Regions from separate parts of the Homo sapiens genome. Here region 1 is linked to region 2. Evidence: chromatin loops called from intact Hi-C (ENCODE). Cell type or tissue: HCT116. All regions are shown on one strand. Links, peaks and the distances in the headings refer to the core of each region. The heading gives the core; the rest is flanking DNA.

Region 1 (11,724 bases), core at 1,526-9,525, 630 kb after region 2:
TGGCGTGTCAGTAAAGTGTATGATTTGAGATGAAAAATTAGGCAGATTAACCTGAGGGGAGAGCCTGATTGATTACTAAATAGGATCAATTTGAAAGTTTTAGTCCTGGCGTTTCTGCAGAGCCTCTTAATACTTCAAACTTCAATTTTACGGGCGATTGAACTAAGCATGTTTCTGACAAAATTGATATATGTATTAATTTGCTTTAACTGGTGATTAATTACTCTCCACTGAAAGAATTATATGGAGCTGTTTGCCTGCGATTTGCATATTAATCAAATTCTAGTTGATAATTCCTCTGGTGTTGGAGGGCCGGGGCGGGGTGTGGGGTCCAAAGGTGTGAAGGAGTGTTTGCGCCTGTGCCGGTGTGTGCGCCCGTGTATGTGGGGGGGGGGGCTTCCCACCCCCCTTTTGCTCGCTCCCTGCTTAGCTGCCAGTTTAGTGCATTAAAACCAAAGATGCAGAACGAGTTTGCCCGGCTATTTGGCGGGAGCAGAAATTGCCTGTCCGGTTTTATGATCTGCTCAGCCTGAGCAGCCGGGTCCTTAATGTCCCCTGTCAAAGTGTCCGCGATTTAAAGGGAAAACGGCCCCCGCTTTAGCGCCGCGCGGGGCCTGACAAGGGACGAGGCAGGGACAAGCACCCCCTCAAATAACTCCCTCCCCTCCAGGACCATGGTTTCCCGGCGGCGTCCCAGCTCTGGGGACCCTGGAAACCGAGCCATGTCCTTGGAGTAGTCCAGCTCCTGGGATGCCCCAGCCATGGACCCCCACCCCGCCCCACAACATTCATCTACATGGGGATATATGCAGAGACCCAGAGATGTCACTGTCACTTGAGCTGACGGGCAGGAAGCCACCGTCTTAGACACCACAGACACAGTTACCCAGTCACATTGCTGTTCACTTAGACCCCTGCTCGGGCCTGTCTATAGACACACTCAGCTACCCATATGTACACCCAGACACAGAACTACACACAGGCAGGGAGCACACATAGACACCCAAGTCACGTCTACATGGCCTCTCAGCCGCACGTGGTCACACACACGCAGACACACGGAGGTCCATACACACACACCCAGGCATGGAGACACGTCGCAAAGGGATTCTTGGCCGGATATACACCAGACTCCTGCCCACACCCTCCCGGGAGCAAGCAGTCCCCATGCAGCCCCTCCTGGTCCCCTAGCCAGGCCGACCCTTTAAGCTCAAGGGGGCGGCGCCACCAAATCAACTTTTCCCATCTCTGGATTCAAAGGGTAGGAGTGTAATTAAAACCAGATAATTAATGAGACAATATTCCTCCAGCTACATCTTTAATGAACAAACCCCTTCAGGGCAGCCTCTTCTAGGCTCATTAAAGAGAAGAAAGTTGGGCGGATTGCGGACTTCCCAGCGCGTTAATAACGAACCCGTGGTGGGTGCTTCGGCCCGAAGAGCGGGAGCCACAGCGGCCCTCTCTGGCCCTGGTTCGTCCACCGCCACGTTGTCCCTTTGTCCGCCCCCACCACCACTCCTCACCCCCCAATCCCTTCAGTCGCGTGGCCTCATCGTCTCCAGCCGCCCCCCAGCGACCCTGAAAGTCTCTGTTCAGTGACCCCCGGCTCCGCCTGCGCTTTCTCTGGCGGCCTCTCACCGGTACCAGGCCAGCCATGCGCTCGGCTGCAGCCGGGTGTTGGGCCTCCCAGTTCCCCCGGCTGGGCGCTGAGTGCTCCAGGCCGTTTGGCTGGATGGAACTGGCTCTGTAGAAGGGAATTCGAGGCAAGGTAGGGGCCCGAGTCTCCCTCTGAAACTCAGTGCCCTAGGTGGGTGGCCTAGGACTGACGTTTGAGCGTCGTCCTGGGAACCGGTGGGCTGCAGGGAAGGGGAGGATGGTGATCAGCTCGTTTTCCACGCGCCCCTTCGCCCTCTCAGGAACGCGCACTAGCAACCATACTCCTGTGCACTCGCGCGCACGTGAGCGTGCACACACACAAGCGCCCACTCGGTGGTGCACACACATGCGTGGTCGCAATGCCTGGGGTCCAGACGGCGCGGCCCCAGCCTGGAGAGCCTAGTCTGGGCCTTCCCCAACCGCACGAGGTCGCTCTGGCGTCACTCGTCTCCAGGTCTCCAGGATGGAAGCCTTTTCGTTCCGTGTTCAGCGTCTGGGGCCTGGAGCGGACAATTCGGGCCGGAGAGACTGGGAGCGGGCAGCGCAGGAGGGGAGGGGGGCTCGGGCGGGCAGCGGCGGTAGCTGTGGCAGCGGCTCCGCCGGCGGCGCCTGCTTTCGCCTGCGCCGGCTTTTAGGGATGAGTTATGTGGCAATGAGCGAAGTAAATCTGCATGCGCAAAAGATGCTAATTACTCTTAATAGCCTACCCAGACGCCCCGAGACTGGAAACCCAGAAACGTAAATCTGCTCCCGATAAATATTTTTAATTGTGAAATTTCCTGGAAAGAAGGCTTTTGGTTCGCGGGCCCGAGGCATCTGGCTTTGGAAGGAGGAAAACGGCTCCCACCTGGGAAGCAGGGTCAGGAGTCAGGGTCCCGCTCGAGGGCGCCAGGCGCTGGCCGAGCGACCTGAGCCGGGCCGGCCTGCGCTGGGTAAAGTTAGTGATGTATCGCATTAATTACCAGTGTGAGCTGCAAATGGTTCGAGGCCCAAGGAAAATTAATGGGAATCCAAATTCTAATTATGTAGCTGTTGTTAAAGAGTTTAACTAGATAGTCACGGAGAAAATTGGATTATGCATAGAAATATGCAGCCAGCGCACGCGGGCCGGGCAGGCGGTCAGGGGACTCGTAGCCAGCACCCACCCCCCTTGCCTTAGAGGACGCTCCTCCTCTGCGAGGAAGGAAAAGACCCACCCCAGCGTATAAATAAAGATCCCGCGTGTCCCGATGGCAACGGCAGGGCGGGTCTCTGGCTGGCAGGAGAGGCCGAAGGTTTCAAAGGCGCGCGCTTGGATGCGGGGCTGGTGTGGAAGTCCGGGACTTCTGGGTCCCTTGGTCTGAGTAAGCGTTTGTGCCTGCCCGTTTCTCAGACTCTAGGTCGTTGCTCGGCTAATCCATCCTGCACTCCTTTTGATAATCATATAATTACATCTGAGCGCTGTGAGTTTACATTTTTTTCCACTCTCAGTTTAAGGAAATAGCCACCAAACGGAAGCCCAATTACACCGAAGCCTCGTCATTCACTTTATTAAGGACCCTGGATATGTTTCCATTTTCGCAGGAAATGAGGTCTGATCAAGCAGCACTAATACCTTGGGCCTCGGGGAGGGGGCGGGGACTCTCAGGGGCTGGCTAGATTCCGCGCGAGGCCGCGCCGCCCGCAGAGCCGAAACTGCCAAGCGGATGGCCCCACCTTGGGGCGGCAGATACCCAACTCTTCACGTCTCCCAATTCCTCCCAGGACCTCGGATTCGTTCTGTCGGGGCCACCCACTGGGCAGACCCACACCTTCCCACATCTCAGCGTGCTAGGCTCGGGGCTACCACACGCTGGCGCGGGTGGGGGGCGGATGGGAGGGCCAGGAGAGTTGAGGGGACTTTGCATTCCCAAAGAGAGACCCAGAGTCCTTTCAAGCTCCACCTACCCCCTTCCCAGGTGTTTGGCAACCTCCGAGGATGCTGCTAAGACCTCCGGAGCCGGGCAAGCAGGCCTGGAACGTCTGGGAGGCATCTTCCGGGGTCCCATGCCCCGCCTCCTTCAGTCTCTGATTCCAGTTTTCCATCGCCCCTTCAATGGGAACGTATCCTTTCCCCGCTGCCACCCTGTGCTTTTGAAGGAGAAGACGGTGGGTCCAGGTCTCACCAAGGAGCTCGGGTCCACCAGGCCTGACCCCGGCGCCGGCGGCTTTTGCCCCTCCTCGGATCTCGAGTTCCCAGACGGCGGCCAGGCAGGATCCATGCCTGCGCGGTGGCAGTGCAGCCACTTGGTCTCTCCAGGTTTTCCTTTCCCTCCACACAGGCCCCCGACTGAATTCAGGGGGTGAGGAGTGGCAGGGATGGTGCCTTTAGGCCAAGCCTCGGGAGAGGGGGATGAGCTGGAGGCAGGACCCCACAAATTTGAGGCATCAGAGTCTCTAATTTGCAAGCGCCGTGGAAGCCAGTCGAGGCCCTATGGATCGGTCCAAGAAAGGCCCCAGGCAGAGAATGGCCCGCGGCGCGGAGGTGTCCGCGAGAAACTAATTCCGATCTGGATAACGGGTCTGAATTAGACACGTTTACAGCCCCATTCCCCTTTCCTCCTGGGCGCTGGGGGGCAGTTCCTCGAAACTTGGGGGCAGATTCCCCAGGAGCAGCTGCTGTGGGTGTCCGAAGGAAGAGCGAGGAAGGGAGCCCCGGGACGCGGGAGTCTACACCCTCTGCCCTCCCAGTCGCAAGCTCAGAGCAGCTGCTCATACACAGACCCGCGTATCCTGGGAGAAAAACAGATGAGCGTGCCCTTGTATGTTTGACTCCTGGGCCAAATGTGGCCTCTAAGACCCCGAATTCTTCTCCTAGCAGCCTCAGAACGGAATCCATAAATTCAGAGAGGCAGGTGTGCCGACGACAGTCTCCCACCCCTCCAGGTCCTGGGGAAGGCCGGGGGATGCCTCCTCTCTCCCTCGCAGCGCCTGCCACGCTTTTGCCCCCCTCTTCACCTCGCCCCTTTTAAGCCTCCGGAGAACGATGGCTGCCCAATGGCCCCATGTACCCAGGCCATCCCGCTGTTTCAGGGAGGATCCTAGGGTCCAGGCTCTTTCTTCCTGCAGCCCTCTCGGGTCTCCAAGCCCGCCCCCTCTTGAGCACAGGTGTTCGAAAGGCCCCGCTTCTCTGTGACGCGGGCTTCGAGCGCCACCTAGCGGTACTTGACGCTCAGCAGCAGTGCCCGCCCTTAAGCCACCCCTTTCCCCACCCATCCGGAGCCCGGATAGCCATCCTGACGCGGTCCCACTCCCAAACTACAAGCTCCTGAGTGAACACGCTTCACCCCCACTTTATTATTATTATTATTATTACTATTATTGAGACTGTATCGCCCAGACTGGAGTGCAATGGCGCTATTTCGGCTCACTGCAGTCTCCACCTCCCAGGCTCAAGCGATCCTCCCATCTCAGCCTCCTGAGTAGCTGGTACTACTCAGACGCGCACCACTACGCTTGGCTATTTTTTTTTAACTTTTAGTATAGACGAGGTCTCACTATATAGCTCAGGCTGGTCTTGAACTCCTGGGCTCAAGCGATCCTCCCACCTCGGCCTCCCAAAATGCTGGGATTACGGGCGTGAGCCACCGTGCCCGGACTTCTTTTTAAAAATAGAGACAGGGGTCTCTGTCTGTCACTCTGACTCAGGCTGGAGTCCAGTGACATGATCATAACTCACGGCCTCCCAAAGCTGCCGCATTACAGGTGTGAGCTACCGCGCCCGACCTCTCACCCTCACTTCTTGGAACGGAGCCTTTAGTAGAGGGCCGCAAGGAATTGCAGGGGTGTGGCTAGGGGACTCTCACTTGGACCCGGCAGATGTGCGGGACACTGTTTCAGGGTTTGGGTTTGGCGTGGGGTTGAGGAAGGGACCACCCCATGTCTCTGCTGGCGGGGAGCAAAAAAAAAAAGGGGGGGTTCTCTGGCCGTGTGCGGTGGCTCACGCCTGTAATCCCAGGAGGCAGAGGTTGCAGTGAGCCGAGATCGCGCCACACTGCATTCCAGCCTGGCGGCAGAGTGACACTCCGTCTCAAAAAAAAAAGGGGGGGGGGTCTACTTATGAGCCCCTCTCATCCCTATTCCTACCCGAGCCCGGCCCCCAGCTCAATCCCCGGTACACTGCGGGCAAAGATCAGAACACTGCGGAAAAAAATCAGAACTTTCTCGGCTCGCAAAGTTCCGGTCCTCGCACCCTCCGCGGCATGGGAAAGGTTAGGTAGGAGCGCCCTCTGCCGTCTGTTATTTGGCACTGCGGCGGGCTGCGGGGCTGGAGGCAGCGAAATTCCTCTAACTGGCTCGCGGTCATCTCAGCTACCCTCCTGCCTATAGGGAGGAAGTCCCTTTCCCAAAGGCGCACAAGGGTTCCTCCGATCTTCATGGGATTGCACAGGGAAGGGAGACTCAGTGTTGCTGAGTTCCACCCGCACTGTGAGTTCTGTGCTAATCTTACCTCTTTCCCTCCTGCTGTGGGGTCAGCTTCCTCCCAGCTGATAGGATACCTGGGAGGTTAGAAATTTCTTCCCCTGCACCACAGTATATACATCATATTTCACAGCATAAATATATACAATGTTTACTTGTCACTTAAAAGTAACAATGCAGAAATTGCCGGTCGCGGTGGCTTATGCTTGTAATCCCAGCACTTTGGGAGGCCGAGGAGGGTGGATCACCTGAGGTCAGGAGTTCGAGACCAGCCTGGCCAAAATGGTGAAACCCTGTCTCTACTAAAAATACAAAAATTAGCCGGACGTGGTGGTGGGCGCCTGTAATTCCAGCTCCTCGGGAGGCTGAGGCAGGAGAATCACTTGAATCAGGAAGGCAGAGGTTGCAGTGAGCTGAGATCATGCCATTGCACTCCAGCCTGCGTGACAAGAGCAAAACTCCGTCTCAAAAAAATAAATACATAGGCCAGGCACAGTGGCTCATGCTTGTAATCCCAGCACTTTGAGAGGCTGAGACCGGCAGATCACCTGAGGTCAGGAGTTCGAGACCAGCCTGGCTAACAAGGAGAAATTGCCTCTACTAAAAATACGAAAATTAGCTGGGTGTGGTGGCGCATGCCTGTAGTCCCAGCTCCTCTGGAGGCTGAGGCAGGAAGATCACTCAAATCTGGGAGGCAAAGGTTGCAGTGAGCCGAGATCACGCCACTGCACTCCAGCCTGGGTGACGGCGTAAGATGCTGTCTCTAAATAAATAAATAAATAAATAAATGTAACAATGCATAAATAAAAATAAATTTCTTTCTCTACAGTGTGATCATCAGGCCTGACGGACGGGCCACGTTCCCCAGCTAGCACACTGCAGATGGAAAGGTCAGGGGAAGAGTGAGTGCCAACCCAGGCTCAGTCCATGGGTCTTGCGCGAATTGTTCAGAGTAGATAAAAAGTGGTAAGAGGTGGCGACAGCCCTGCCTGGCACTTCTAGAAGGGCCAGAGATCCCTGAGCTTCTGGTGACATCCTGGCAGAAAACCTAATAGGTAGTGAGTGCAGCAGGAAGTTCTATGCCCCATGAGGGCCCTCACATGCCTGACATACACATGTACTGACTCTGTGGTGCACCAAACACTCCCTTACACAGGCTCAGGCTGCCACCATGTCTTGACACTGAACTCCTGACCCTGCAGAGCCACACTCACCCAAGACCCACTCCTGAGACCTGCTCCCACCCAACTGCAGGACCTTCTCCAGCCCTGAACGTTTAGGAGAAGCAAGGATCAGAGTGGGAAGAACCCCTGGGCAGGTGTGGGAGGAGGCAGTCTGTTAAGGTCGCTTTAGGTCTTTGTCCTCGATTTTGAGACTGTCCTTAGAGAAAGGGGAGTACTGTGTCTTACTGTGTGACAGGAGGGGTACTGGGCTTCAAAAGTCCCTTGCGACCTGAGATCTGGTGACAGCCTTTCATTCGAGGCAATGCTCTGTGATTGTTTATAAGTCTCCCAGAACTCTGTCCCCAATCCCCTCTTGCCCACCTGCCATGTCCAGAGAGCGGGAATCCCCCCTAGACACAGATTAGCCACAAGTATTGGGAATTTCCACTTACTGTAAGTAGCAGGAAAATGAGAATCCTGAGCCCCAAGCCTTAGGTGGGGAAAGAGGTGAAGGAGATCCTCTGTCCCCCTTCCATCTGTTTCCATCCTTTTTCTCTTGGGGTCTTAAGTAGTTTTCCCTGGCAGAGTGTCCTCCCAGAATGGACATCTTGGGGTCCCTGGAGTCACTGCACTAGAGCCAGGATACCTCGTGTCCCTCTTCCCTTCCCCCAGGATGGGAGGGCAGCAAGGGAGAGCTGTTGATGGGCCCGGCTGGCTAGTCTGAGCTTGAAAACACAGATTTCAGGTCCTCACTTCATAGCCACTGAAATAGAATCAGTGGGGCCTGAGAATCTTCCCTTTATGAAGCAGCCTACTCCTTCTTTCTCCTTCTTTCCCTTTCCCAGACTCTTCTGGGAGAACTGCAGAATCTCTCCCCTTCCCATCTACTCCTCCCCAGCGTGACTTCCAAATGAGGAAATCCACCTGATATGTGGGATCAGATATCCTGGGCTTAAGTCTGTAACTTCCTAGCTGTGGGACTTTGGCAAGTCACTTCATCTCTCGAAGCCTCAGTTTCATCATCTGTGAGTTGACCATAATATTCCCTGTCTCAGGGGGGTGCACTCAGGGTCAGATGAGCTAATGTCTTCACAGGGTGCTTTGCAAAAGGCACATTTTAGTCCAAATGCTGGTGACTATTCAAGAATTTCAGTGCCAGATGTAGAGGTGTTGGTAAGCCCAGGGAAACCTTCTCCTGGCCTGAGCAGTGAGCTCTGGAGACAGAAGGGGGAATGATCCCGAGATTGGAGTCCAGGCAGGGCAGTCCCCTCCCTCAGAGAGCTCATCCTTGTGGGCATGTGAGGGTCTCTTATTTGCAGCTCCCCAGGGCTCCACACTGAGTGGGCTTTTCTTCCCAGCTCACCTTTCCCACCAAAGATATGTAACTGATCTCTGTGGGGGGAAGAAAGAAGGAAAATACCCATGCCAATTACCTTCTTCAAAAAGAAATTGGGGCCAGGCACAGTAGCTTATGCCTGTAATCCCAGCACTTTGGGAGGCTGAGGCGGGTGGATCACCTGAGGTCAGGCGTTCGAGACCAGCCTGGCCAACATGGTGAAACCCCGTCTCAACTAAAAATACAAAAATTAGCCGGGCATGGTGGTGGGCACCTGTAATCCCAGCTACTCGGGAGGCTGAAGCAGGAGAATTGCTTGAACTTGGGAGACGGAGGTTGCAGTGAGCTGAGATTGTGCTACTGCACTCCAGCCTGGGTGACAAGAGGGAAACTCTGTCTCAAAAAAAAAAAAATTGGGCTTACTTAATATCAGTTTCAGTCACTGAGAAACTCACATCAAGTTCTGGGGAACGTGTTAAAAATACACAGGCTGAGCTGTAGTACATTTCTGTCATGGTCTCCAGCTATTGGGATTTCTTTGTCCCTGGGGGTGAGACCTACTGCCTTGGAATACCTAGCGTTACTGATCATAAGCAGACAGTGAGGCCTCCCAGAATAGCCCTCCCAGAGATGCCCCCTCCACATCCCTGGTTTTCTTCCAAAGATGGGGCAGGGAGCAGTGAGCTGGGCAGACTATGGGGACAATAAGCTAGAGTGACATGGACTTAGAATGACAGGAGATAGGTCTAATAGAAAGAGCAGGGCTTTGAACTGTGGGGCAGGGGAGCAAAGCACGGGTCTCACTCCTTCTAGCTGTTCCTCAGCCTCGCTAAGCCAGTTTCCTCATCTGTAAAGGCGGGTGATACTAAGACCGGTTCCATCTCCCACGGTGGTTATGAGCAGCCACTACTTCCACAGACAGAGCTGCATTTTTGCAAACATATAGATGTGTGCATATATGTGTAGAAATAAGAACAGAGCATGTGTCCTATTCTGAAATTCACTTTTTTCACTTAATAACATTTCTTGGTTACTTTACCAGGCCCTTTTTCCATGGCGATAGCTTGTAAACCGCAAAACTATTGAAATGTTAGTTAATTTAAAGAACTCAGAGAAAACACTACCCTTTGGAGACGAAGGGCTGTTTTCTCATTGGGGTGTAGTGTGTGTGTACCCATGTCTTTGTGTTGCTAGGTTGGAGGAAAGGGAGGGCTTGTGAGTGTGCATGGTACTTCAGCAGCTGGAGACCCAAGTGGGATGAAGACTTTTCTGATTTTTAGGAATATAGAGTCTGGAGTGAAAACAAATTGAACCAATTAGGAAACTTCATCCCCTAGGGAGCCCTCTCAGAAGCCTCCCAGGAGCCTGCCTGCTTGGTTACTGGCCCTAGGGGGAGTGTGGAGAGGGGGAGACCTATGTTTGCCTCTGGGGTGACACAGAGGGTATGTTAAGGTATATTTAAGCTGCTGTGACAAAGAGGTCCCCCAATACATAGACTAACAGGGATAGGTGTCTATTCTTTTTCACATAACAGTTCAGTGTATAGATCTCTGTTCTATATGTTGTCATCACTAAAAGCATGGACTCTGGAACCTGGTTGCCTGGAATCAAATCTTGCCCTTGGTGACCTTATAGCAATTACTCAACCTGTGTCTCAGGTTCCTTACCTGTAAACTTGGTTGGACTTCATAGGATTATTGTGAGGATTAAGTGAGTTAGGACCCTCCAAAATTATTTATTGAGCACCTACTACAGTCAGTCATAGTCAGTCATTGTTTGGGGCTCATGGTAACTCCCACTGGTGGGCTCAAAGTGGCTGCTCTAGCTTCTGCCATCATGTCTGCCTCCCACTCAGTGGGAAGAAGGAAAGGGCAAAGGGAGCACACACCCATTCCTTTAAGGTCATAACCCAGAAGTGGCATACATCTGACCTCGTCCTAACCATCAATCAGAATTTGGTTGTATTGACTCAATAAGCTGCAAGGGAGGCTGGGGAGTGTAAACTTTAGTCATGTGATCATGTGCCCAACCAAAACTCAGGCATACTAACAAAACAAGGAAGGAATGGATACTGGTGGGAAATTAGCAGTTTCTTCTCTCTTCCCCGGGGCAGCTGCATCATTCTCATATACAATTGTTATGAGCCAAAGGGGGCTGTCTGCTCAATGTGCCAGGTTTTGAGAAAAGAAAGGCTTTTATTGCAAGTTGACTCACAAGCAGACATGAGTGTGAAGCTCAAATCTGTCTCCTCGTCTTGGCTTCAAAGCAGTATTTTTATTAGAAAAGGTTCAGGGGGTGGATTCTGAGATGAGCAGATCATTGGTGAAAGGAAAGGGGAGATCTGGAAAGTCCCTGGGCATGCGCAGTTATCTCTTCCTGGGATCTCATGGGTCGCATGTGCAAATTCAAGGGGAGTTAGTATGAAACATGCAGTGGAAATTCAGTCGGTGCCATCAGCAAGTTCATCCTGCGCAGACTCCAGTTGTCCATGTTGGTTCCAACCAGTGTTAGCCAGTTCTTTTGATCTCATAAGCAGAGGGAGTTTCAGTTGTTTCTTTTCCTTTTTTTTTTTTTTTTTTGAGATGGAGTTTCTCTCTTGTTGCCCAGGCTGGAGTGCAATGGCGTGATCTCAGCTCACTGCAATCTCTGCCGGGTTCAAGTGATTCTCCTGCCTCAGCCTCCTGAGTAGCTGGGATTACAGGCGTGTGCCACCATGCCTGACTAATTTTTGTATTTTTAGTAGAGACGGGGTTTCACCATGTTGGCCAGGCTGGTCTTGAACTCCTGACCTCAGGTGATCCACCCACCTCAGCCTCCTAAGGTGCTAGGATTACAGGCATGGCGTGAGCCACCACGCCCGGCCGGTAGTTGTTTCTTTTTTTAACCTCCATTCTGCAAACTCAAGAATTTCTGTTAGCCAGGCGCGGTGGCTCATGCCTATAATCCCAGCACTTTGGGAGGCCGAGGCGGGTGGATCACCTGAGGTCAGGAGTTCGAGACCAGCCTGACCAACAAAGGAAAACCCTGTGTCTACTAAAAATACAAAAAAAATTAGCCGGGCGTGGTGGCACACACCTGTAGTCCTAGCTACTTGGGAGGCTGAGACAGGAGAACTGCTTGAACCCAGGA
Region 2 (11,724 bases), core at 2,012-10,011:
ACTTTGTCCAGTCATCGGGACCTTTGGCTCAGATTTAGGGTAAGATAGGAATAGGGTACCTTTTTCCTTTTTTTTCTGAGACGGAGTCTCACTCTGTCGCCCAGGCTGGAATGCAGTGGCGTGATCTCGGCTTTACTGCAGCCTCCGCTTCCTGGGTTCAAGCGATTCTCCTGCCTCAGCCTCCCGAGTAGCTGGGACTACAGGAGCGTGTGCCACGCCCGGCTAATTTTTTGTATTTTTAGTAGAGATGGGGTTTCACCATGTTACCCAGGATGGTCTCAATATCCTGAGTTCATGATCCACCCACCTTGGCCTCCCAAAGTGCTGGGATTACAGGCGTGAGCCACCACACCCAGCCAGTTTTCCTATTTTCTGAATTCAGAATTGACTTCTCTGGGAAAACTGGAGATGAGAATCTGCCCAGTGCTCTGCTGTCCAGTCACCGCCTTTTGAATTTTAGTTTTGGCACCAGGAGTACCGTTAGCTTTCCCCTTCTTCTGGCCCATTTGACTCATCAGCACAATAGGGTCACCACCTTAACTTTTAATTTCTAATCTGCTTTACTGTCTTTAGGGTGTGTATGAAATAAACATTGACAGGCTTTCTGGAGCCCTCAAGGTGCCTACTTTGCTGGTTCCCTTTCCAGCAGCTCCCCCACCTCCCTTAGCCCCCCCTCCTCTGGCAGCCTCTCCTGCCTCTGCTGAGCTCCCCTCCACGTGTTCCACCCCCTTACCCTGCTGTTGTTTACATCCAACCTGCCTGAGAATTTCCTCTGGGGAGGAATCTATTCCTGTCATGGTCTAGTGCCTGGGAGGGAGAGAACTTTCTGGGGGTAGGGTGCCCTCCATCTGAAACAGGCCAGGTGAGCATCATGCATAAGGCCTCCATTCTGTCCGCTCAGATTCTGGGTGGGGCCACAGGCAAATCTCCTGACTTATGGGGAGTTGGCTTGTGGTTCCTCCCTTGGATAGCCTCCATGGAACCACTATAGGCTTTCCCAACAGCTGCCTCTGAAATAGCTGCTGCTTCGAGATCCTCCCTTTTTAAAGCACTTTCTAAAGCCCTCAGGATGGCGGGAGCAAACAGCACTGGTATATTCTAGGAGTAAGTGCAGGAATTCAGCAGTGAGAGCATGTCTGGGACCACCTGGACTGCCATCCATTTAACCTCAAATCTCTTTGGGATACTCGCCCTCCCTGGGAACCAGAGTTCTGGCTCTAACATTGAGCAGCTATGCACTAGTTCCAGAGAAGCCACTAACAGGCTGCCATGTGTAGATGTAGGTTCTTAAGAGATCACAGGCTGGGTCATCTGATCACTGGATGGATAGCTCAGCCTGGGGCATTTAGTGTTTTCCCTGGTGATAAATCCCCAAGGCAGCTGGATTTGGAGCTGGTGGCAAGTTGAAATTATTAAAAATTGATTTGTGTGGGACTGTCTTTAGTGTTGCTTTTTTTTTCCTTAATCTCTGTTGCCCAGACTCATTCCTCAAAGATAGAGGTAAGGTAATCTCCTAGGTGCTGCTGCCATCTGGCTAGGGGACCCCTACCTGCCCTTGTGAACTCTCCTCCTTCCTCTGAGTCTCCTGGCCCTAGTAGAGGTCAGTTGGGTTCGGAGAGCTGTAACCTCTCTTGTCCTCTGGGTAGAAGGAGGGAGAAGAGAGTTAGTTCCCTTATCTCCAAACTTAGTGGTATTGAGGAGGCAAGCCAACCCATTTGGCCACTTACGGATTCCTGCCAGCCTTTCCTCCAAGTGAATGAGGACAGGTCTAGGGCATGGGGCACTAAGCAGAGGGCTCCTTGCCCTCCATTGTAAAGGCCCTTCTCTTGACCAGTTTATTCACATATACCTATCCCAGAACTCCAAACGAGAGTGCCCATTCTCTCCTGGAAATCAACCTTAACAGGAGCTGCCCAAGCACTTTCTATGCCCAGCCTCTATACCAGGTCTGTGGAGCCTCCTCCAGAGCCAAGGGAGATCCAAGCGCAGGGCATTGCTCCTAAAGACAATCTTACCCTCAGCCACTTGTCCCCCTCTTAGGCCTGAACTCCCGCCACAATTCCTGCTGGGTTGATTAAATCAAGTGGTTGGAAATTAAAGCCAATTGAAGAGATTAAGTGTGCTTGAGTCACTTTAAAGTTTTTGGTCTTAACAGGTCACTCCTTTGGACCCACCAGACAAGGTCCCCTCATCCTCATAGCAACGGGTTGGGGGGCTTTTGGGTGTGGAGCCCAGGAAGCATCCTGAGGAAGGTCAGACCTGTGACGCTCAAAACACTCAGGATCCATTCCTGGGAGATGAGGCAGCCCAGCTTCCGTGCTAGCCCTGCCTTTGGAAAGGAGCTAATCTTAAGGAAGGGGTTTCATAACAAGGGCATTTCTTTCCTACTCTGTATCCTGACTTGGATCCCCAAACCTGTCAGTTGCTCCCCATATCTGCTGGAAAACAAGGAATCTAGGACAGGACAGGTGACAAAAGAGAAGGGCAGAAAAGTTGCTGCAGGGGAGGAACAAAAGAGCAAGGATGTCTTGAGAAACTGACCTGGTTCACTAGTTTTTTTATCTTCCTAGTCGGCCTATGGGGTTCATTAGATCAGTGAAGGAGGCACCCTGAGAGTGAATAGGTTCCAGAGACGGGGTCCTGGAGTGGGTGAGAGTTGGGGTCCTTCTGGAACTTGAGAGAAGATGAAACAGTAGTCCATTGGCCCACGATGAGCCTGCTAATATTAGAGGCTGGGTTGACTCTTCCTTTGCATCCCTAACCTGCTTTAAGCACGGTGGGGACTGTCTGGGACCACGAGAGACGCATACACGGGAGGAGGAACAACAGAGAAAATACAGGCTGACATGGAGACAAACGGAGCGGGGACTCAGATATGATACCCCAGGCTCTGCCTCAGCCAGAACTGTGTTGACGAAGGGGGACGGGGTGCCTGAGAATTGGGGGCGGGGTTTCCTCCTCTCAGTGGGGCTCTTCTGTCCCGCGCTCTCCTCCTCCCCCACCCCCCCCCCCCGCCAAGCCCCGTGACTTCTGCTTTAGGGGCAGATTGCTGGGGAGCTAGTCTCCTTCCCCGCACTTTGCAGTTCACCCTTTCACCGGGTGCCTCCCCCGGGCTGCAAAGGGTGGGGGGCGGGGGTAGGGGGAGCCAATCCCGGCAGCGCCAAAGAGGGGAGGAGGCGGTGACAGCCGCGGGGAGGGGGCGGGAGGAGAGAGGCAGCTCGGCTCGGCTCCGCGCTCAGCTCCGCTCTGCCTCCGGCTCTGCGCTCACCTGCTGCCTAGTGTTCCCTCTCCTGCTCCAGGACCTCCGGGTAGACCTCAGACCCCGGGCCCATTCCCAGACTCAGCCTCAGCCCGGACTTCCCCAGCCCCGACAGCACAGTAGGCCGCCAGGGGGCGCCGTGTGAGCGCCCTATCCCGGCCACCCGGCGCCCCCTCCCACGGCCCGGGCGGGAGCGGGGCGCCGGGGGCCATGCGGGGCCAGGGCCGCAAGGAGAGTTTGTCCGATTCCCGAGACCTGGACGGCTCCTACGACCAGCTCACGGGTGAGTCAGTGACGTGGGGGTCGCGGGAGGGAGGGTGGATTCCATTCCTCCAGACCCTTCCGCCTCTCCGACCCCGGCCTGGCCCGCACCCACACTCTGCCCCATTCCCAGGCACTCTTATGGCCGGTCTGGGCGGCAGGACACTGGGGGTTCAAAGCCTTGGGTCCCGCAGGGGTTGGGGAGGAACAGAAGAGGCAGGTGTGGAGAGGCAGCAGGTGTGGGCGTATGTGACACAGGGCTGAGAGGGTGTCTGGAGTGGGAGGTGTTACGTGCGTGAGCACCTGTCATTCTGTGTGTGTGTGTGTGTGTGCGCGCGCACCTCCCACAGCTGGTTGCCATGTGCCCTGGGCTTGGTGACAGCTAGGGTGAGTGTGATTGTATGTGGCAGTGCAATTGTATGGTCTCGTCAGATGTTTGAGTTTGCGTAGGACCCTGGTTGTACTGATGAAGTTGTTTTGACCATGTGTCTCTATGTGCAACGATGTGTTGTGAGTGTGTAATTCTGTATGAAGTGGTGTGTAACTACCAGAATGTGTCAGGGCTCTACTTTAGGGTGGCTTGTCTCTTTGTAAGCCTTCATGACCATAAGCCCTCTGGGCAAGAATTTGTTAAAGTAGGTTGTGTTGTGTTTTGTGGTTGTGAGATTAGTGTTCAGTGCTAGTTGTGTACTTTCATGTGGTGATGTCTGCAGCGGGGCTCTGTGAGTGTCTATGACGTGTCTCATCCCTGCTGCCTCTCTGGCTTCCTGGTACAGATAGGGGTCTTTAGTACACCCCACTCCTTCACCAATTTTTCCACAAATAGCCCAGGTGGACCCAAGGAGGGACTTTAGTGTTCAGCTGCCCAGTCTGGTTTCCAAGAGACCTTATGGCTCCAGCACCTGGCCCCTGTAGGGAGGCTTTAGTTAGTGCTGGGTCAGCCCTCTCTCCCCACACCAAATCATGTACTGAGATTATTCTTACAACTGAATCCTTCAACCCCCAACAAACCTTTCAGAACTTCACTCAAACCCCAGGAAAACACATCCTCTTCCTTCCCCTCCAGAGACAGAGCTAGAAGCTCTAGGCCTGGGAAGTGCCATGTGGTGTCCTGCATGTCCACCAAACCACTTGGCTGCCCGGGCATCCTCTCTTTCCCACATGGGGAGGTATGTGAGGCCAGTACATCTGTGCATGTGCATGTTCCTGGGTTTGGTAGGAAGAGCCATGTGTTTGTGTAGGTGACTGTGTCACCCTGGGTACATTTCCATGTATGTGTTTGTGTCTCTCATTGTGCAGCCTGCTCTAGAAAGCCAGCAGAGTGGGAGGAGGGAGGCTGTCTCCCTGAGGCCAAAACAAAGCTGGGGAGGTGGAGGGAGGCCATGATCCTTGTCCTTCCTGAGGGGAGTGAGATTGAGACCTGGGAAGGGGGAGGGGACTAGGATGAGGTGCCTTGAGCATGTGTCTTCCCCCATCCCCCATCACTGTCCCTAGGGAGGCCCTAGTCAGGATCAGGGGAGCCACTCAGGCTGGCCCCAGATGAGAGACCATGCCAGATGTGCCTCAGAGCTGGATGGAATCCAAAGGACCCACTGTCCAGCTCTTCCATGAATTCTGTTCCCATCACCAGCTTAGGATTCTTGAGAGTAGTAAGGGCCTAGGGGCCTTCAATAGTATCACATTAGTCAGTGTTTGCTTCCAGCTTTAATGGGTTCTCACCCTTAGTGAAACCATCCCTTCCCCACTTGGCTATTTGAATGAGATTGGGTGGGGGAAGCATTTGTATTTGGAGATGCCCTGCCCCAGTTCAGTCAGGAATGGAAGTGTACCAGCTATGTGACTTTTGTTCTCTTGGCCTCACCTTTCTCATCTGTAAAAGGGAATGTTACTTCCTGCCTGCCTGCCTACCTCCCAAGGAAAATGGAAAGGTCAAATGTTGACAAGTATCAAGAATTGTGGTCCGGGTCTACAGCAGCCTAGCTGTAGATAGCTCCACACACGACTTGGAAAGTAGAAATAGGACTACCAGGAGCTCTCCTCTCGAAGGGCGGCTTATTTTATAGCGGGAGACAAATCGGGTTGGGACGCCAGTGTCAACGAAGACTCCCGGGCGGGCGGGCGGCGCTGAGCTCTGAGCGCTGAGAGATGCCTAAGCTGAAGCATGAAGGGGAGTCGTTGTCCGCGGTGCTGAAGCGCGCGCCAGGCTTCGCCTCCCCTTCCCTGCAGTTGGGATTCCTGGGATCGGATTTAGGGTAGTCTGCAGCTCCCGTCTTCCCGGCCCATCAGGCTTGCAGGGAAGCAGCTGGAAAGTTACACCTCAGGGCATCCTGGGTACCTCCGAACATTTTACTTCCCCACTCCCACCCCAAGCTCAAAAGGGAGCTGGGAGAGACTCTTTAGGAAAACAAAACAAAACAAAAAACAGTCCGAGCCCCGCCCGGACCCCTGTCTAATCCCTCAGGTCTTCCCAGCCCGGCGGGGCCGCTGGGCAGTGCGGTTCCGAGGGGAAAGGCCGCGTTTAGCAGCGGCCCTGTCTGAGCGGAAGAGAGAAAGGCCAAGAGAAGATGCGGAGAGGGTTGGAGCCTGGCTGGCTAGCCCTGAGCTCGGTCCCCCGACTGGGATCTCAGTGGAGTCCCTCCGGCCCTGAGTATTGTTGCCGGGGCGGGGGCGCCCCCGTGTGGCTGCGAGGAGCCATGCGCACGGAGCTGCTTTGCGGTGGGGATAGTCGCCGTCAAGTGGACAAGATTTGCCCAGAGTTAGGAGGTCATTCTCACCACTTAAATGTAGGGTTTTCAACCAATCATGCGGGATCCCAGTCGAAAGAGCGGGACTATATCTCTCCCGTAGGCTTTCCCAGGAATTTTAAGGCGTTAGAGAGTCCTGGAAGTGTTTACTTGGGGTCTAACCTGATAGAGATGAGTCCGGAGTCCAGGAAAGGGGCGCAGCGGGACCGAAGTGGGGGGGGGGTGCGGGGGGGGCTCTTCTCGAAGCATTCGGCTGTAGCCAGCGTATGGTGGTAGTCTGTGAACCTGCCGCACCGAGACAAACACAAATAGAAACAGTTATGAGAGCAAGGAATTTGGAGCCAGGAGACAGAAGGCAGTGGGGCACAACTCTGCTGCCTCTTCTTTGCCACCCCAATACACTGGCCTCTTTCTCCTTCCTCCTGGCTTTCTTCCATTGGCCCAGGAAGTGTGGGGAGTTGCCATGACAACTCTGTCCTCTTACCCCTTCGGCTCTTTATGCCAAAATGGTGGGGGCGGGGTGCAGGGTGCGGGGAGGAGTGCGACAGGCGGAGAAAGGGGGGCTGAAAGGGGGCAATAAAAGATACGGTTCATTCCCCATCCAGCTCTTTTCTCAAAACCCACATGTGCCTGCCTGGCCTCCCCGCCAGAACCCAGAAAAATGCTCCCTGAGAAGGCTGAGTCCGCGCCGCCCCTCCCCGCCACCCCCCCCCCCCGTCCAGGAACTTTGGGGGCGGCTGCTTCACATGATGGGGCCAGGGTGAGCTCCTCTCGTGCGGCCAGGAGAACATGGGAAGGCTCCAGGGTTTCGATCCTATGCCTGCCGGGCCGGCCCTCCCGCGCCGCCCACGCGGGCCTACCCGGGTGAGGGCGGAGACCGGACCGCCCCGGGGCCTGGGGGTGGAGCTTAGACGCCGAGCTCGCCGCCAAACCATGAACCGATGCCCCCGCAGGTGCCGGAGCCCGCTGGGGCAGGCAGCGCGATCCCTCTACCAGCTGGTGACTGGGTCGCTGTCCCCAGGTATGATGAGGAAGGGAAGGGAGGGGCAGGATCCTTCAAAAAGTGAGCGAAGTGGGTTAGGAGCTCCGCAGAGGTAGGGAGGGAAGGGCCCCTCAAATAGATGGAGGGAGCAACATCCCTCCAAGGAAAGGGCTTCCAAGACGAGATCCTGGACAGAAGCGGAGCAGGGGATGGGCCTCCTTACTGAGCAGGAGGAAGACAGCGCTCTTCAAAGAGGAAAGGAGAGGGGCATCAAGGTCCCTCACAATGGTGGAGGGGGCGGGGCTTCTCACCGAAGGCAGAGGAGGGGGCCTTAACTGAGGGGCAGGGCGCCTCCCAGGGATGAAAGGAGGAGGCCTGCAGCAGAGCAGGGAAAAAGTTCAGTCCTTTCCTGCATTTCTTGGCTGAAGGGGTCTTAAGATGAAGGGTTCAGTGTCCAGAAGGAAAAAACCCTGAGATGGGCCTAGACCAACATGAACTCAGCTAGCAAGTTCATACATGACATGGGACTGATAGACTTGTGTGGCTTAAGGATTGTATGTCTCTGTTTTCTCTCTCTCTGGGAGTGTGTATTAATGGGATTGTGCATTACTAAGTTGTGCATCACTGGGCTATGTATGGCTGAGTCTGTGTCTCCCTGGGGTTGTGATCACTGGGATTCTGTGACACTGAGACTGTGTGTACCTGGAGTTCTGTACTTTAGGACTGGGTTGAGGGTTCCTGAGCCTCTAAGTTGGTTGTGTAGCCTTCGTGAGGTTGTACCTTGGTGTGAAATTTGTGGAGTGTATGAGGTGTGGATTGTTGAGTATCCCACGGCACTGCTGAGGTGTATGCACATCTCCACTTGCATTTCCTTATGACTGCTTGGGCAGGGCCCATAGAACGCAACGTCTCCTCTGTACCTGACCTCAAACAGACCAAAACAACCTGGTCCTGTGGCATTCTGAGATCTGTCATTTTCTGGCTCTCTCCATGGGTATCCACTTGAGCCCCTGGAGTATAGATAGGGCCTGTGGCCTCTCCTTGCCATCTGTCCCCCAAAAGGAGGGTAGATGGATGGTCCTGAGCCAGAACCATACCTGGAAATCTTCTGGGGAGCATACAACCTCCAAGCCCCCTGCTTGGGCCTGTCTCCAGTGACAGATGGCTGGAGCCAGGCAGGGCCAGCTCTCAGTCATTGCAGGCATGACTTCCAGGACCCAAAATAGCCCCAACGTCTAGGGAGGTCATTAATCACTCGATGCAGCTGGGGGCTGCAGTGTCTTTGGCCTAGCTGGGAATGGTGTGGGTCTGGGGGACTGAGAGAAGGGCTTTGAGGTCTTCACTGGCTGGGTTAACAGTGGCGGTGGGGGGTGGGACAAAGCTAAACTGGGGAAGGTGGGACAGTTGCATAGAGTGGGTTCCCCCACAAGGCAGTGTTACTCACATTTGAACTGGGGGAGATAAATAAATAAATGATAGGAATATCTCTGTGGTAAGATTTGAGGGATCTGGGGAAGGCCCACCTCATGCCTCGAGATGGTTTTCCCTTGAGTTCCCACTCTGCCAAATTGCTTCCACAGAGATTTTACTTTGAGTGAAGAGCTAAATTCGTGGCACAGGGATGCTTGGGGAGGATGGATCTGGCAAGTTTCTCACTGAACCCGAGGACTTGAGAAGTCTCTGAGTGGGGAGAAGGGACAGCCTGGAAAAATAACTCATCCTTTCACTCCTGACAGACTCTGCCACAGGATGCCTGGCTGATTTAGGACCATGAGTCCTGGCAAGGCTGGGTCAAGGTCTCTGAGAGTTGAGAGTGGGAGTTAGGAAAAGGAGGGGCCAGGGCCAGGGCCAGGTCCAGGGCAACTGGCTGCAAGTTATCAGTAGCAGGGAGCAAGAAGGGGCTGTTGTGGGGCCCCTTTCCATTCAAATAGTCTGGCTTGGCATTCAAGGTTTCATGGAATTTGACCCTTTTTGATTTTATTACCCATAGCTCCCTTACCTAAACTAAGCTGTAGGCCCTAGGATTCCTTGACACCCCGCACATATTGGAGAGACTGCCTGAGGGAGCTGACAGATCACTGACTCTGGTTAAACAACTCATTATTATTATCATTATTATTATTATTGAGACAGAGTTTTGCTCTTTCAGTCAGACTGGAGTGAAGTAGCGTGATCTCAGTTCACTGCAACCTCCGCCTCCCAGGTTCAAGCAATTCTGCCTTAGCCTCCTGAGTAGCTGGGATTACAGGCAAGCACCATCACGCCTGGCTAATTTTTGTATTTTTAGTAGAGACGGGGTTTCACCATGTGAGTCAGGCTGGTCTTGAACTCCTGACCTTGTGATCCACCCGCCTCGGCCTCCCAAAGTGCTGGGATTATAGGCGTGAGCCACTGCACCCAGCCAAACTCATTCTTAATTAGCATGTCAGCTGTTATCTTGGAAAAAAAATCACTCTTTTTTCCCAAGATAAGCAGGGAGCTTATCTTGGCGGGGAGCTTCAATTCCTTCATCTGCAAAATGGGTATACTATCACTCACTCTGACCATGTCAGCTGTAAAAACAGGAATAATAGATCCTACCTCTCAGGTTTATTATGAGGACTAAGTGAGATACTACATGTAAAGTATCCAGGACACAAAATGTGCTGGATAAATATTATCTTTGTTTATTTGTTTATTTTGAGATGGGGTCTCACTTTGTCATCTAGGCTGAAGTACAGTGGCACAATCATGGCTCATTGCAGCCTCAAACTCCCCACCTTAGCCTCCCAGGTAGCTGGGACTATAGGTGTGTGCCACCACGCCAGGCTAATTATTATTATTTTTTTTTTGAGACAGAGTCTCGCTCTGTTGCTCAGGCTGGAGTGCAGTGGCGTGATCTCGGCTCACTGCAACCTCCACCTCCTGGGTTCAAGCACTTCTCCTGCCTCAGCCTCCCAAGTAGCTGGGATTACAGGTGTGTGCCACCACGCCCGGCTAATTTTTGTATTTTTAGTAGAGACAGGGTTTCACCATTTTGGCCAGGCTGGTCTCAAACTCCTGACCTCGTGATCCACCTGCCTCGACCTCCCAGAGTGCTGGGATTACAGGCATGAGCCACCTTGCCCAGCCCAGGCTAATTTTTTGTAGAGACAGAGTTTCGCCATGTTGCCCAGGCTGGTCTGGGACTCCTGATCCAACCTTTAGGGATTGGCAAGCAATCCCTAAATAGACTTTTTCCTAGGGGAAAGGAGTGGAACAGACCAAGCCTATTTGAGGCCAGACGCGGTGGCACACGCCTGGAATTCCAGCACTTTGGGATGCCGACGGGGGCAGATCACTTCAGGCCAGGAGTTCGAGACCAGCCTGGCCAGCATGACAAAACCCTATTTAAAAATATAAAAATCAGCTGGGCGTGGTGGTGCACGCCTGTAATCCCAGCTATTCGGTGGCTGAGGCACGAGAATCGCTAGCGCCACCGCACTTTAGCCTGGGTGATAGAACGAGACTCTGTCTCAAAAAAAAAAAAAAAAAAAAAGAGAAAAAAAAGCCTGTGTGAAGCGTCATCTTCCCACCTCTTCCCTGGATGGGGCAGGTCGGGGAGAAGGAAGGTGTATGGTACTGTGTGAGGTTGGACGCGTGCCCCCCGGTGGTGGCTGTATAGAACTGCAGATCAGCCAACCTCGACTGGGGCCTTAGGGACTGGCCCCCACCCCACAAATTGGGCTGAGACACAGTCATCCCAGAGCTGGACAAGAGGGAGGGCTCCTTCTGGGGCCAATCCCCCTAAATTGGGCCTCCTGGCTGGGCCAGCTTTCTAAGAAGGGAGCCAGTGTAGTGTGGTGGTTTAGAGTGAAGGCTGAGTCAGACTGGGTTAAAATTGAAGCTCTGATCTTGAAGATTTGCTTAACTTCTCTTTGACTTAGTTTCACCACCTGTAATATGAGGATAATAGTATGCCTTCATAGGCTTATTGTGAAAATTCGGTGTTACAACACCTGTAAGCACATAGTGCATTATCTAGTACATAGTGAATGCTCAGTCACCGTTAGCCAGCAGCGGTAGTAATGGTGTTACTAACCCAGAGGCCCTAGTCTTGTGGCTCATTGGCTCTGTAGGCCTCTCCCCACCCCTTTACACACACAAACACCCCACCAAGAAGAAGCAGGGAAGAGGAGGGAGGGACTCCGGGGATGCTGGCTGGGAGGGGTGGCTCCCTTAGAAGGTTCAGATTTCCCTCCTACAGCAGCTGGGCTTCTCCATCAGCTCAATAACAGTTCCTAAGGAGCAGGCAGGGCTTTAGCATCTCCCGGATGAGGTCCCAGCCACATACGGAGCCAGCACAGTCCCCCCTCCTCTCCCAAGAAGCTTGGGTTTCTTGACCCCAAAGGCAGCTGCAGTAAGTCCCCTCCCCAGAGGGTCCTGATGGGGTTAAGTGGCCTTTTTCTGCCTAGGCTACTACTGTATCTTATCCCCCCTCCCTTGGGCCTCAGTTTCAC

The links. A loop is a pair of places that touch in the nucleus more often than their neighbours do. Peaks named below come from ENCODE experiments on the same cell type or tissue, not always from the same donor. Only the 100,000 strongest peaks of a DNase experiment are listed, where the experiment ranks them.
Region 1: a loop joins it to region 2, with 5 times the contacts of the local background. A loop is called at or near these places in 4 of 110 quality-filtered maps.

The regions. Positions count from the first base shown.
Region 1 is chr10:101,207,995-101,219,718 of GRCh38, reverse strand. No RefSeq gene overlaps it. Among named protein-coding and RNA genes, the nearest start is that of LBX1, 16 kb to the left of the region's middle. RefSeq lists enhancers at 1,256-1,847, 2,440-3,031, 4,882-4,931, 4,942-5,011 and a silencer at 4,732-4,781. In HCT116, for the core only: CTCF peaks have their summits at 4,818 (motif pointing left) and 5,915 (motif pointing left); DNase peaks (open chromatin) are centred at 4,828, 5,398 and 5,908; H3K4me3 peaks cover 1,688 bases; H3K27me3 peaks cover 318 bases.
Region 2 is chr10:101,835,314-101,847,037 of GRCh38, reverse strand. It overlaps KCNIP2 (potassium voltage-gated channel interacting protein 2), which reads left to right and starts at 3,238. Exons shown (of 10, transcript NM_173191.3): 1 at 3,238-3,542. The coding sequence starts at 3,470. It overlaps ARMH3 (armadillo like helical domain containing 3), which reads left to right. Exons shown (of 26, transcript NM_024541.3): 26 at 1-1,439. RefSeq lists silencers at 3,016-3,265, 7,012-7,201, 10,793-10,922, 10,752-11,046 and enhancers at 3,221-3,726, 10,082-10,582, 10,752-11,046. In HCT116, for the core only: CTCF peaks have their summits at 3,380 (motif pointing right) and 6,199 (motif pointing left); DNase peaks (open chromatin) are centred at 6,237, 6,728 and 7,107; H3K4me3 peaks cover 1,803 bases; H3K27ac peaks cover 1,353 bases.